Linked DNA regions of Homo sapiens: region 2 is linked to region 1. Evidence: read pairs that join two places in POLR2A ChIA-PET (ENCODE). Cell type or tissue: B cell. All regions are shown on one strand. Links, peaks and the distances in the headings refer to the core of each region. The heading gives the core; the rest is flanking DNA.

Region 1 (7,037 bases), core at 1,058-6,057:
ATCTGTTGTTTCTGGACTTTTTAATAATCGCCATTCTGAGTGGTGTGAGATGGTATCTCATTGTGGTTTTGATTTGCGTTTCTCTAATGATCAGTGATGTTGAGCTTTCTTTCATATGTTTGTTGGCTGCATGAATGTCTTCTTTTGAGAAGTGTCTGTTCATGTCCTTTGCCCACTTTTTAATAACAGTTTTTTTCTTGTAAATTTGTTTAAGTTCCTTGTAGACTCTGTATATTAGACCTTTGTCAGATGGACATATTGCAAAAATTTTCTCCAATCCTGTAGGTTGTCTGTTCACTCTGATGAGTTTCTTTTGCTGTGCACAAGCTCTTTAGTTTAATTAGATCACATTTTTCAATTTTTACTTTTGTTGCAATTGCTTTTGGCATTTTCATCATAAAATCTTTGCCCATGCTGGTGTCCTGAATACTACTGCTTAGATTTTCTTCTAGGGTTTTTATAATTTTGGGTTTTACATTTATGTCTTTAATCCACCTTGAGTTAGTTTCTGTATAAAGTGTAAGGAAGGAATCCAGCTTCAATTTTCTGCATATGGCTAGCCAGTTCAACTCCTTGCAAAATAGAAAATTCTTTCCCCATTGTTCGTTTTTGTCAGGTTTGTAGATCAGATGGTTGTAAATGTGTGGTCTTATTTCTGAGTTCTCTATTCTGTTCCATTGGTCTGTATCTGTTTTTGTACAAGTATCACGCTGTTTTGGTTACTGTAGCCTTGTAGTATAGTTTGAAGTCAGGTAGCATGATGCCTCCAGCTTTGTTCTTTTTGCTTAGGATTGTCTTGGCTATTTGGGCTCCTTTTTGGTTCCATATGAATTTTAAAATAGTTTCTTATAATTCTGTGAAGAATGTAAATGGTGGTTTAATGGGAATAGCATTGAATCTATAAATTACTTTGGGCAGTATAGCCATTTCACAATATTGATTCTTCCTATCCATGAGCATGGAATGTATTTCCATTTGTTTGTGTCCTCTCTGATTTCACTGAGCAGTGGTTTGTAGCTCTCCTTGAAGAGGTCCTTCACTTCCCTTGTTAGCTATATTCCTAGGTATTTTATTCTTTTTGCAGTGATTGTGAATGGGAGTTCATTCATGATTTGGGTTTCGGCTTGCCTGTTGTTGGTGTATAGGAATGCTAGTGATTCTGCACATTGATTTTGTTTCCTGAGACTTGGCTAAAGTTGCTTATCAGCTTAAGAAGTTTTTGGGCTGAGACAATGGGATTTTCTAGATATAGGATCATGTCATCTGCAAGCAAGGATAATTTGACTTCCTCTCTCCCTATCTGAATACACTTCATTTCTTTCTCTTTCCTGATTGCCCTGGCCAGAACTTCCAATACTATGTTGAATAGGAGTGGTGAGAGAGGGCATCTTTGTCTCGTGCTAATTTTCAAGGGGAATGCTTCCAGCTTTTGTCCATTCAGTATGATATTGGCTCTGGGTTTGTCATATATGGCTCTTATTATTTTGAGGTATGTTCCTTCAATACCTAGATTATTGACAGTTTTTAACACGAAAGGATGTTGAATTTTATCAAAGGCCTTTTCTGTGTCTATTGAGATAATTACGTCGTTTTTGTCTTTAGTTCTGTTTATGTGATGAATTACATTTATTGATTTGCGTATGTTGAATCAACCTTGCATCCCGGGTATGAAGCCAACTTGATCATGGTGGATAAACTTTTTGATGTGCTAAGCAACCATTTTTTAATTTGAAGATTTATTTTATAGAAATTCATATCTTTTGGTAGCAAAGGAAATGTATTTCATCACCAGCAAACATTTGACTGCCCATTGTGGGTAGGGCACTGAAGTGCCATGAGATTATTACTAGAGACAATTAAACTCAATGTGCAACTTGTAATTTTCTTAGAAATAGAAATTGTCACTTACCATGTTACTAGGGTCTCTATCAGCTCGATCTAGTTCAAAAGAATTTATTTTATTGGCACTCATTTCATCAGTGTCAGCAATGACATAATGTCTAGGTGAGTAGGCATTGGACAAGCTCCCAAGCAGCCTCAGGATCTCAGTGGTATGCCCACCTGGAAAAAATATCAGAAGTCCTAAGATTAAGAAACCCACAATGGACATATCCATTTGACCATGTTATACCAATATCATGGTTTCAGGTTGGGGGTGGGGGGGCACTGTAATTGTATATTTCTCAGAAGACACAAGGAACATTTGAAAACAATAAATCTATGCCCTCGTATAAATACAACTTTTATATCAAAAGCAGATAATACATGTATAAAAATAAAATCAGCACTAGCAGTAGGTACTAAGGAAGGCACAAAACAGTATAAGACATAGCTCTTGCTATCAAGAAGACTGGTGAGAAAGGGGCAAGACACATATATGAAGACAAAGAAGATGCAAGACAGTAAGAAAAACTAAAATGTGAAGGGTAAGCAAATGGTTATGAAAAATCAATGCCTTAAAAATAAGGAAGAACCCCGGAAAAGGCTGAGATGACTTGAAAGGTGAAGATAATGGAGAGATAGGAGTAGGGAGGCCACTGGGTGGAGATGGGGATTGTTAGGGCATGAGATGACAAGATCTGAAACATGTGTTCAAAGAGTGATAGCAATACTGGGAAGAAGGGTACAGGTGAAATAAGGCACGAAAGCAGGATGGGAAAAGGGAAGCCAGTCACTGAAGGTTCTATGTAGAGAAGTAAGGTGAAGGGGGCATGAGCGCTGATCAGCAGGGCTTGGGCCTTCCTAAGAAACATCTTTTGTTCACCACTGTAACCCCAGCTCCTATGAGAGGTCTCAGCACACTGCAGGTCCTCAAATATTTATCAGCTTCACCAAATGAGTAATGTTCAGTTTCTGAAATAATATAATCTCCAAAATTTTAATACATTAATTTTGAAAGCATAAATTTAAAAATCAACTATGTTCATTGAGACAATGAAAACATTGTTTATGAAAACAACAATAGAATATCTACCTATCTATAAACGATTTAAGCACAACAGTCAAACTCCTTATCAAGGAGCCCTATCACACCCATTTCAGTCTCGTTTCACAAGCTCTCTGCCTCAGTCAGGTTGATGTCTTCAACATTCTCTGCATTCACCTTATTCGTTACTCACTCCTTGCCTCTGGTCATGCTGCTCCCCCTACCTACAAGGCTTCCTCCACCCCACCTCCCTTATTGTTGTAAGAAAGAGTATATAGTGATACAAGAACACAAACAAAGATAAATTAAACATGAGTTTTCCCCCAACACAAATTCCCTCCACCCCCTCACCTCCCCCCAGGTGGAGTTTCACGCTTGTTGCCCAGGCTGGAATACAATTGTGTGATCTCGGCTCATTGCAACCTCCACCTCCCAGGTTCAGGCGACTCTCCTGCCTCAGCCTCCCGAGTAGCTGCAATTACATGCGTGTGCCACCACGCCCGGCTAATTTTTGTATTTTTAGTAGAGACAGAGTTTCACCACATTAGTCAGACTGGTCTTGAACTCCTGACCTCAGGTGATCCACCCACTCGGCCTCCCAAAGTACTGGGATTACAGGCGTGAGCCACCATGCCAAGCCCACATTTTTTTTTAATAGTAGAAAGGAAAGGATTTCGTTCTAGATCCCAGAAGGAATTATATATAGAAACAAATTTGGCATAGATTTAGTGTGAATTTCAGGAATTAAAATCATACATTAGCTTTATAACCTGTCACCCATCTTCTTGACTGGGGCATATAATTTACACATCTGGTTTATACTCATTTTAGTATCTTTGGTTTAGCCTCGAAAAAAAACAAAAAAGTTAGGCCAGGTGCGGTGGCTCATGCCTGTAATCCCAGCTATTCAGGAGGCTGAGGCAGGAGAATCACCTGAGACTGCACTCCAGCCTGTGCAACAGAGCGAGACTCTGTCTCAAAAAAGAAAAAAAAAACAAGTGGTGGTACTCCAAGTAGGTATTTGTTTTCACAGCTGGAATAATTAAGGATAAAACCTAATATCCACAACATCTTCCACTACAATTAAAACTTCATTATACCTGCTTTAATAGTCTTTTATTTCCTTTTTTAAACTTTTTATTTTTATTTTTATTTTTTAAGGAAACCCTCATTGAATACTGTGAAAGTTGTCAGGATAAAAATAGAGTCACTTGTGACAAAATGGAGCTGGGAAAGGCCATGAAGGAAGGGTTCTTAATGCTCAATCGCCTGAAAACAAGAACTGTTACAAAAGACTATACCAAAACCACAACCTTGTACAAAGGCCACTGCAACCTTATGCAAAAAAAAACTTCTGCAAGGACATCTGCCCAGCAGTTGCCTGCCTAACCTTGGACTGATGCCACCCTTATTATTGATCCCTGTAAGCAAGGATAATTGTTTCAAAACAACTTATGTAACCCTCCCCATTTTAGCTTTAAAAATTGCTGTCTTCCCTTGCCTCTTTGAATGTGCCCATAGTTTACTCGGCATGTGTGTTCCACACTACAATGCTTACTCTTGAATACACTTATTATCTTTGGAGAATCTCTCTCTGTTATTTAGCTTGACAGTATATTCACTGAAAATTTAAACTTGTTACTGAATAAAGTCATTAAAATGATGGATTTTGTCTTCCATTTTACTCTTTTATTGATACATTTTTTTTGAGAATAAGAATCTCTAAGTTCTACCTTAAAATACATCCAGCATCCAATCATTTCTCACCATTTCTTTTGCTACTCCCCTGCTCCAGGCCACTATCACCTCTCATACGGATTATGAACAGTTTCTTGATCTGTTCCCTGACCCACTTCCCCTTCAGTCTATCGCAACATAACATCCCGTGTGACCCTATTCGAGTTGATCAAATTATTTACTTCTGCTCAAAATCCTCCAGTGGCTTCATGTCTCATGTGAAATAAAAGGCTTCTTATACTCTGACCTCAACTATGTTCCCTCTTGGAGCTCATCTCCTGTTCCTCCCCGCTTACTCAGTCTACTCTAATCACTCTAGCCTCCTTGCTGTTGGCTGTCATCTCCCCAAGAAGGCTTTCCCTGACAATCTTCATAAAAAAGCAATGCCCCTTCCCCAAATCGTAGTGTTTATCACTGCATAACTTACTATGTAGTCTATTTATTTGTTTTGCTTTTTATCTCCCTCTATCCATGCCTCACTAGAAGGCAAGCACCATACTATGAGGGCAGGGATTTGTGTTTGTTACTGCTGTACCTCCTATTCCTAGAAATAGCAGGCTGTCCTATTGAATGAAAGAATGAATGTTTGATATTAAATCTAACATTTGCCTAAGAAGGCTGTATTATGTTTCAAAGAAAAGTAGTTTTGGCAAATGTTCTCTGAACAGAAGTGATCTACTAATAATTTTTTATTTTTTTGAGATGGAGTCTTGCTCTGTTGCCCAGGCGTGATCTCGGCTCACGGCAACCTCTGCCTCCTGGGTTCAAGCGATTCTCCTGCCTCAGCCTCCTGAGTAGCTGGGATTACAGGCACCTGCGACCATGCCCAGCTAATTTTTTTGTATTTTTTAGTAGAGATGGGGTTTTGCCATGTTGGCCAGGCTGGTCTTGAACTCCTGACCTCAGGTGATCCACCTACCTCAGCCTCCCAAATTGCTGGGATTACAAGCGTGAGCCACAGTGCCTGGCCTACTAATAATATTTTATGATATCTAAAGAGTAAATGTCGCTTGGTCTTCAAGGTAAATATTGAAAATGCCTTCTGCCTCCTCCAAAATTTTGGGCATGAACTATTAAACTGCTTATTTGATTACAAGTCTTCCTTTAATTGGCATGGTTCTTTCAGGCCCTTGATACCTTCCTACCCTCAATAATCTGAATGAAGGCACCATTTGCCAGGTGAATTATCAACCTTAATTTTGGTTTCTAGTCCACCAAATGTAACACTATCAAGTGAATGGTTCTAACATCCATCCATTTGTTCAAGTCAGAAACCTGGAAATCACCCTTCAGTCCTTCCCTCCCACATCCTCTACTTTCAATCCACAGTTGTGGATTTAACTCCTAAAATCTTCCAATCTCATCTGAATGCGATTGCTTTTCTCCAGCCCCACACCTATCACTCCAGTCAGACTCCAGTCTCTCAACTCTGGCCATTCCAAGTGCTATCACCTTCTTTTCACATCCTTATCTGAAATATTCAAAAGGCTCCTATTTGTTTCTCTACTTCGGTCTTTGTCAAGACATTCTTTTGACAATGCAGGCTTGAAGTGGGTGACTCTCCACTGAAAAAGATAAGTCATGTGCGGTGGCACGTGCCTGTGGTACCAGCTACTCGGGAGGCTGTCTCAGAATCGCTTGATCCCAGGATTTAGAGGCAAGCCTGGGTACATAACAAGAGTCTGTCTTAAAAACAAAAACCAAAACAAAACTTCAAAAGCTCCTTTTGCCACCAAGACTAATAACAGTAACCATTTATTAAATGCTTATGTAAAAAGAAAAGAAAATGTCAAGACCTTCCAAATTTATTATGCCAAGGGGAAAAGCTAAGCCCTGGAAACTGACTCATGTAACATGGCTTTTTCTCTTTGGTGTATGTCTGTTGCTTCCTGACCTTTGTGTTGAGATGTTATACATTAACCAGATTCCCTAGTCTTTATTCAAACCTAGACTAAATGACATTGGAGATAGAGGCCTTTGTGATTGTTACCTCCTTATACCAGAATGTTAAACAAATCCCTTAGTGTGTAATCAATAGTAGTGTTGGGACTTAGAAAATAATATCCCAAAATGAAGGCCTTAGAAGCAAAAATTTTTCTCTGGCCTTCTCCTGTCCTCTGTCTCTCAGTCCCATACTCCCCTGAGGCTTGCCATAGAAACTAGAATCTCTCTTCCCCAGGGCGGGTCACAGAAACCAAGAACTCCTTCTCCCAAAAGCTGGTCATAAAACCTAAAAATACTACTCTAATTTTACTCCACCTTTCTGTGTAAAAACTGGCCATAAAGAAATTATCCGAGCTGGGGAGCTGGGCGAGGTGGCTCACACCTTTAATCCCAGCGCTTTGGAAGGCAGGAGAATTGCTTGAGGCCAGGA
Region 2 (7,037 bases), core at 1,225-6,224, 270 kb before region 1:
ATGTCAGAGAGTAGGGATCAATTCTGGCTTTTTTAAGCTAGATGGCTAAACTTCTGAATCTAGGGAAAAGTATACCAAAAATAAAAAATAAATGTCATTAATTTAAGCACCCAAGAGAAAACAGCCCATTCCCTCTCCCTAGGATCATCCCATTGACCATTCAGCAGTCGTTTCATTTCATGGCCTTCACATAATGTGCACGGAGGCCACTTCCCACCTACAGGAGGACTGATGAGCATGCAGCAATCTGCAGTTTCTGTTCCTCGTTCACAGTTTTTATTTTCATAAGGCCATGATAGGTACTTCCTCCACCCAATGTGGTATATTTAAATTGTGAATCATTATACAGGAAGTAAAAGGAATTCCCAAAGCTCTATACATATATCCTTTGGGTTTTTTTTTAATTAAATGAGGTTTCATGAATCAAAAATAACACGTACAAATTATGTAATAAAAACAATTCATAAGGCAGGCTTTCAAAGAAGGACTTAGAGTGATTATCTATTGTAAGTATCATTGTGCCAAACAGTTATTACTCACAGGGCTGAGGGTGGCTTGCATTCTCTCTAAAAATAGATCTTTCCATGAAAACACATAATATGTTCTTGTTGCTGTTCGAGGTAAAAACTACAAAAGAGGATATTTTTATCCTCTAGGCAGTTAACTTTCATTCCAAATAGAACCAACCAAATCATTTACAAAAGGAAAAAAAAAGGAACCCAGACATCTGGAAATTTGCTGTGTTTCTTTTCCTGCAGTTTACATTTCTGAAATTCCTTTCCTTATTACATAAAACCATACTCTCTAACCAGTAATATCCAATAATGAATGTCCCCAGTTTGTAGGCAGTGACAGTAAATTCAAGCATCAAAAACAAAAGAAAAATAAACAAAAAGAGAGAGACAGAGATCATTCAAAGAATAAACAGTCCACTCTAACACATCTTTTTCTGTCATTTCTCTCCCAGGCTCCACATTGAAAGGCAGTGCAGTGTTGCAAAAGAGCCTGATCTGTAATTAGAAAGGGCTGACTGCAAATATCTGTGTGAGAACACTGGCTCCATCCCTTACTACCGATGTGACCTTGAGCAAGATTCTTAACTAGCGGTTCCATTTGCTCATCTGTAAAGTGTGGATGATGGTATCTCTCTCGTGGCGTAGTAGGACTAAATTAGATACATGAATAAAGTGCTTAGCACCCTGCCTAGCACACGGCAGTTAGCAAGTAGGATCCTTGCTCTTAGACTTGAGCAGGATTTTGAGGAAGGAATGGCTGAAAACTGAGGGAAAAAAGAAAAGAAAGAAGTGAATGACATAAACAACTGAAGGAGGCAGTTCTGCCTGGTGGCCTGCCCAGATATTGGAACCCTTTGTCCGTATTGATGCATTTGATACTACATATTTGCATCTTGGTGGCCCCAAAATCACACACCAGTGATTTTTCCACCTAATATATTTGTAAGGTAGCTATTCGTAAGCTCCCATTTTTTTAGAGGCCAAGCTGAAATACTAAATGTTGAAGGCCCCAAAGGCAAAGCCAGGCAGGAAAGCCACTGCTTACTGTCATCATTCTGCTGCTTCATCCATCAGCACCAACAGTAGGTCTAATTGTTATTTTCTATTTTTTTTTTTTTTTGAGACGGAGCCTCACTCTGCCTCCTAGGCTAGAGTGCAGTGGCGTGATCTCAGCTCACTGCAACCTCTGCCTCCTGGGTTCAAGAGATTCTCCTGTCTCAGCCTCTCGAGTAGCTGGGATTACAGGTACGCACCACTACACCCGGCTAATTTTTTTGTATTTTTAGTAGAGAAGGGGTTTCACCATTTTGGCCAGGCTGGTCTCGAACTCCTGACCTCAGGTAATCTGCCTGCCTTGGCCTCCCAAAGTGTTGGGATTACAGGCGTGAGCCACCACACCCAGCCCATTTTCTTTTTTTTTTTTAATCTCTAATACGTAAATTTAGGTGAAAATTTAAAATATTCATGATAATACTCTAAATAGGTTAAAAAAATGTCCACATCACAAGAACTAGCAGGTGACATGCACAAATGAAAACACAATTTTATTTTGGGATAAAAATTATGCATCACATTTGTGCTGGATTTCAATAATTCAAAATTTTTAGAATAAAAGCCCTACTCCCCATGTGTAGATCTTAGCAGTCAATATTATTCTTTTCTATCTCTTTTTCTAAGCAGTAACATCTAAAATTACTGAACGACAGGCAAACACTTTAGCAGACCTACCTACCTACCAGGTTCCCTCCCATCCAGTCCTATGATGCATGGATGACCCTAAGAGACAATTTCCTAGTGACTGTGGCCCATTTCTAGCACAATTACTTACCAGGAATGAAAAGAAACCCAAGAAGAAAGCCAGCAAGCCATTGAGAACAAATTGCAAAATACATGGTTTTTAAACCTTAAAGACAGGTTACTGGGATCAATAATCCGCAAGTTTGAGAACCACCATCCTGAATGCTTGAGATATCTTAGAAGCACTGCAGTCCTGAATTAGCAGAAAGTCCAGAACTGGAGGGGGTTTCTCATAGAACTTCCTGAAGGATGCTAATTATCAACCTAAAACCCAAGAGATGGCACTTTCTCCTTAATCCCAACCCCATAAAAAGCAGCCTGGGAGCCATTATGCAGCCATTATCTTTCCCAAAACACACAGAAGAGAAGGGGAGAGAAGAAGAAAGGGAAAATGAATGAAATCAGTGGAGGTGAAGGGAAAGGGCCGGACGGGAGTTTTGCCATCCTGAGTCTAAAAAGCTGAATGAAGGAAAGACACATTATGTTCAGGCAAGGGGGGTTGTGTGCCTGCAATTCCACACCAGCCTGATGCCTCTCAGGCAATGTACTATGGGGTGCCCACGGCTGGGATAATCCATCCCTTCCCTTTGAGAAAGGCAACAACCTTCCCATTTCCAGGCAAGACTCACAACCTCATACTCACTAGGAGTGTAACTGAGATTTCCCAACATTGCATTTCTATTCCTGCGGGAAACACTCAGTGCCTTTGTGATCAGTTTTCAGATGGCAAATAGGATATTTTTCTCTTTCTTAAATTGGCATGGTTTTAGGCCCAGCACAGTCAGATAATAAAGACTTGGCTTTTAGCCAATTTTATTTGACAAGAAACTTGAGAATTTCCAAAAGCGTAATATGGGCATTGATTCACAGTGTCTTTAAAAACTGTATACCAAAACACACGTGCACATCTAGCGTGCAAATGCCTTGTAAGCGTCATGTTTTTCTACCCGTCTTGGTCTGCTGCCCTGCTTCCTGTCATCGTGAACAGGATGTGACCCAACAGGATGTAGTGCTCCCTTGTTTTCTGTTTTCCAGCTCTAAATAACGATGTCTGGGTTGGATGACTTGATCATTGACCTCTAGTGACCATGGACAACCAGAGGAAAATCCACACTCCCATAATCTGAGACTCAAAGCCTGGAAGGTGGCTGGACTTTCTATTCTTTCTCTAGGTTGCTGGTAGTCTTCTCTTTCTAAGTAGGTAAACTTGGGTGAACAGCAGGTAAAAGCCGAACAGCTGATCCATCATCTGACTGGATCCGTAACTGTTCTTCTGCATCTCTGCAGAGCTGTGCTGCTCTAGTGGGGAGCACTTTGGACACCGCAGGAGAATATGACAGGGACCATGGGCTGACTCACAGCCCACCCACCACCCCACCACTCTCCAGCCCCCTTGCCGGGCACTCCACTTGACCATCTGAGATCTCGGGCACTTGCCTACCTGGATGTGTGGAGAGGGTCTGATCCTGACCATCACAGCTGGCTCCTTCTAAAGGGCTGTCGTTTATTTAGTGCCTATCAAGGGCCTGGCCCTGTGCTGGGACTTCACAGACCCAACAGTATATTATTACTCCATTTTATAGATGAAATAGAAAGGTTAGATAACTTGCTCAAGGTTAAAGCTTTTTCTACTCTGGCACTCTTCTAAAGGAGCAGTAATAGAGAAACCTGGAGACATGGGAATTGCCAGTATGACCAATAGCACACCAAGGACAAACACTGTAGAAAGACCAGAATGGTCACCTTTGACTCAACCCCAGCTCCTCTTAGTCACCTGCCGTGCATCAATTTGTCCAGCCCTTTGGGAAGTCATTTAAATCTCTCACCTCTTCCAGTCATTCAGATAACATCTGCTATAGACTCACTACTCCGCTGTCTTTATGTCCCCACTGCAGTCCTGTGTACCAGAGGCTGGTCCTCTAAGAACCACCTGTGAGTGTCTGTTCTATCCTGCAGTCCTCTCCATGCACAACAGAGAAACAAAAAAACAGGAAGAGGGCCCGAGCGCCGTGGCTCATGCCTATAATCCCAGCACTTTGTGAGGCCGAGATAGGAGAACCACTTGAGGCCAGGGTCTTTACAAAAAAAAAAAAAAAAATAGCTAGGTGTGGTGGCATGCACTTGTAGGTCTAGGAGGCTGAGGCAGGAGGATCACTGAACCCCAGGAGTTTGAGGCTGCAGTGAGCTATAATTCTGCCACTTTACTCCAGCCTGGCCAACAGAGCAAGATTCTGTATGAAAAGAAAAGAAAGAAAATGGGGAGAGGGAGGGAGCGCTGTCCCAGGCTGGCGTTCTCCAGCTTTCAGAGCTGAAATCCCAGTGGTCAGGGCTCAGGCCAGCAGACTACTGCCTCACCCCCATCCGCATTACTGCAGGCTGGCTTGGGCCACCAAATGGTACATTTCCAGTATCCACAATGTAAAGAAACCTCTGTCTTATTGCAAAGCATATTATTGTCCACTGGGCCATAAACAGAGGAAGGAAGATGGGTTTGGGAAAAGGCAGGAGGGAGTTAAGAACTCTATTGGCAAGACACATTAAATTTGGGGTTTCAGAGGACCATCTAGGTAGAATTTCCAGTAGGCAACTGGAACTCTCTATCTGATGGAACTCTGAAATACTAAATAGTACCTTGGTTCTCCCACAGTATAATTATATTCATGAGAATCGAAACTATCTCCCATAATGTGAATCTCTTCACCATAATTTACCACTGAATAAGACCCAAATATGCACTGGATTTTAAAAACTGTGATTTATGCAGCTAACAGTTCATAAGTCAAAATTAGAATCCTTCCCTAACTCCATACTTAACCCTGAATTAACCTTCAGATGACTATGATGTTTTTAAAATATGTGGTGTTTAAAGGGCAAAAACAGAGTCTATTTGAACAGTTAAAAGAATTTTAGTAATCTATGGCATGTGTTCTCAGCCTTAGCCACAAATTTTGATACCTGAGCCAAATAATCTAGAGATTATTTGGTCCAGAAATTAATTAAAGGATTCTTTTTAAAAATTCTAATTGCACTAAAGGTTGAGAAACAATGAACTCTAGTTTACTCTCTCCAAAAATATAATTTTCCAAAATACTCAGCCTCTCTAGTGATTAAAGAATAGGATAATAACTCGTCATCATCTCATATTGTCAAATAGGCAAATACTAAAAAGAATCCTACTATCCAAGCATTAACAGAGTGTGTTTTCAAACCATGAGTTACTACCCATTCATGGATCATGAACTTAACCCCACCGTATCTGGTATTTTAAAAAATGTTTTTGAAAAGAAAAGGAAGAGGAGAAAAGAGAGAAAATTTATTGCGCCTAGTCAGGAAAATATGAAAATTTATTTCAGTTATACTTGTGTGTGTGTGTGTGTGTGTGTGTGTGTGTGTAAGTGGGTCACTATACAAAATGTATGTCTTCCAGTGAGTCAAAAGATTTGAAAAACACTCTAGAATGTTGAGAAAAGCACACTCCCCTGGGCTGCTAGTGGCAATGTAATTGGCACAATTTTTCCCAAGGGCCCTTTGGCAGCAGCCTTGAAAAGCTTCACTTTGATCTGGGTGTTTACTCTTCTGAGAAATTATTCTTTTGAAATAACCTCTCAAATGCACATTTGCATGTAAAGATGTACACGTCACTGCTGTTTTTCACAGTGAAAACTTCAAAATATCCAACCGTATGAATTACAGTTAAATACATTATCCATGAAGCAAAATACAACGCAGACATTAAGAATAATGAAATGGATTGATATCTATTGATTTGGAATGATGTTCAGATACATCAAAAGAAAAAGCAGGTTACAGTACAAAACATTAGGCACAGCATAATCTCATTTTGGGAAATGTGTACTGTATTTATAATAAATCTAAGCCATAGAAAAGAGAAGTTAGGAGTACAGGCAAAGCATGACCTTCCGGGTTCCCACATCCTAGCTCTGCAACTTCCCGGCTCTGCAACTTCCCAGTTACACCATCTTGGTCAAAAAACTGAACTTCACAAGATAATCCTTGTACCTACCTCAGAAGATTGTTGTGAGAATGAGCTGAGTTTATACAGGTAAAATTCTCCAAGCAGTGTCAAGCATTTGGTAAGCACAAAAGAAATATTAGTTCTATCTATACCAGAGAGAGAATGAGAGATTTCACATCAGAAAATCTTAACAGTGGCCATTCTCTGGGTGCTGGGATTACGAGCAAATTTCATTTCCTTCTTTATACATTTTGTATATTTAAATTTTATAATCAGAAAAAGACAAGACAGCATAAAAATTAAAAGTATATAATTTTCTCTTAGGGTTCTAAAGTGTCTTTATTTTGATAACTTTAGGTTAAAAAAACAATACTTAGAATGAGAGTAACAACATGTTCTCCTTGGATTGTGCTTACTTCTTTCAAGAAATTCGGTTTGAGGGTCTTTTGCCCAATCAGGCAATGAACTCTGCTCTGAAATTTCATTTCCCTGATTGTGGAATTCTTTCTGTGACTTCAGAGGCTGGTACAAAGATTTTGCTTTCCAATCTCCTTCCGTAAAAGGTTTTCTGCTTTCTCTCACTCTATCAGTCTAGAGTCTACTAGCAGAAATCTGTATTAAATTGTCCCATTATACAGGCCTGAAAGCGACTCTCTGTCTCAGTATCATACCTTAGACGATTCCATTTCTCATGAAATGATGATGACATCATGTCCAAAGAACACTTCAAACTGAGTTGTCCTTTGTGT

What was found. ChIA-PET counts read pairs that join two places held together with the same protein. Peaks named below come from ENCODE experiments on the same cell type or tissue, not always from the same donor. Only the 100,000 strongest peaks of a DNase experiment are listed, where the experiment ranks them.
Region 2: POLR2A ChIA-PET joins it to region 1 with 5 read pairs; 2 of 35 experiments call an interaction of 5 or more read pairs at or near these places.

The regions. Positions count from the first base shown.
Region 1 is chr1:95,062,957-95,069,993 of GRCh38, forward strand. It overlaps ALG14 (ALG14 UDP-N-acetylglucosaminyltransferase subunit), which reads right to left. Exons shown (of 4, transcript NM_144988.4): 2 at 1,910-2,061. It overlaps ALG14-AS1 (ALG14 antisense RNA 1), which reads left to right. Exons shown (of 2, transcript NR_132786.1): 2 at 4,088-4,589. Among named protein-coding and RNA genes, the nearest start is that of ALG14-AS1, 4.9 kb to the left of the region's middle. In B cell, for the core only: no CTCF peak of the experiment used is centred there; no DNase peak of the experiment used is centred there.
Region 2 is chr1:94,792,406-94,799,442 of GRCh38, forward strand. All of the region lies in intron 1 of SLC44A3-AS1 (SLC44A3 antisense RNA 1), which reads right to left. Among named protein-coding and RNA genes, the nearest start is that of SLC44A3-AS1, 24 kb to the right of the region's middle. RefSeq lists a silencer at 300-349. In B cell, for the core only: no CTCF peak of the experiment used is centred there; a DNase peak (open chromatin) is centred at 3,266; H3K4me3 peaks cover 903 bases.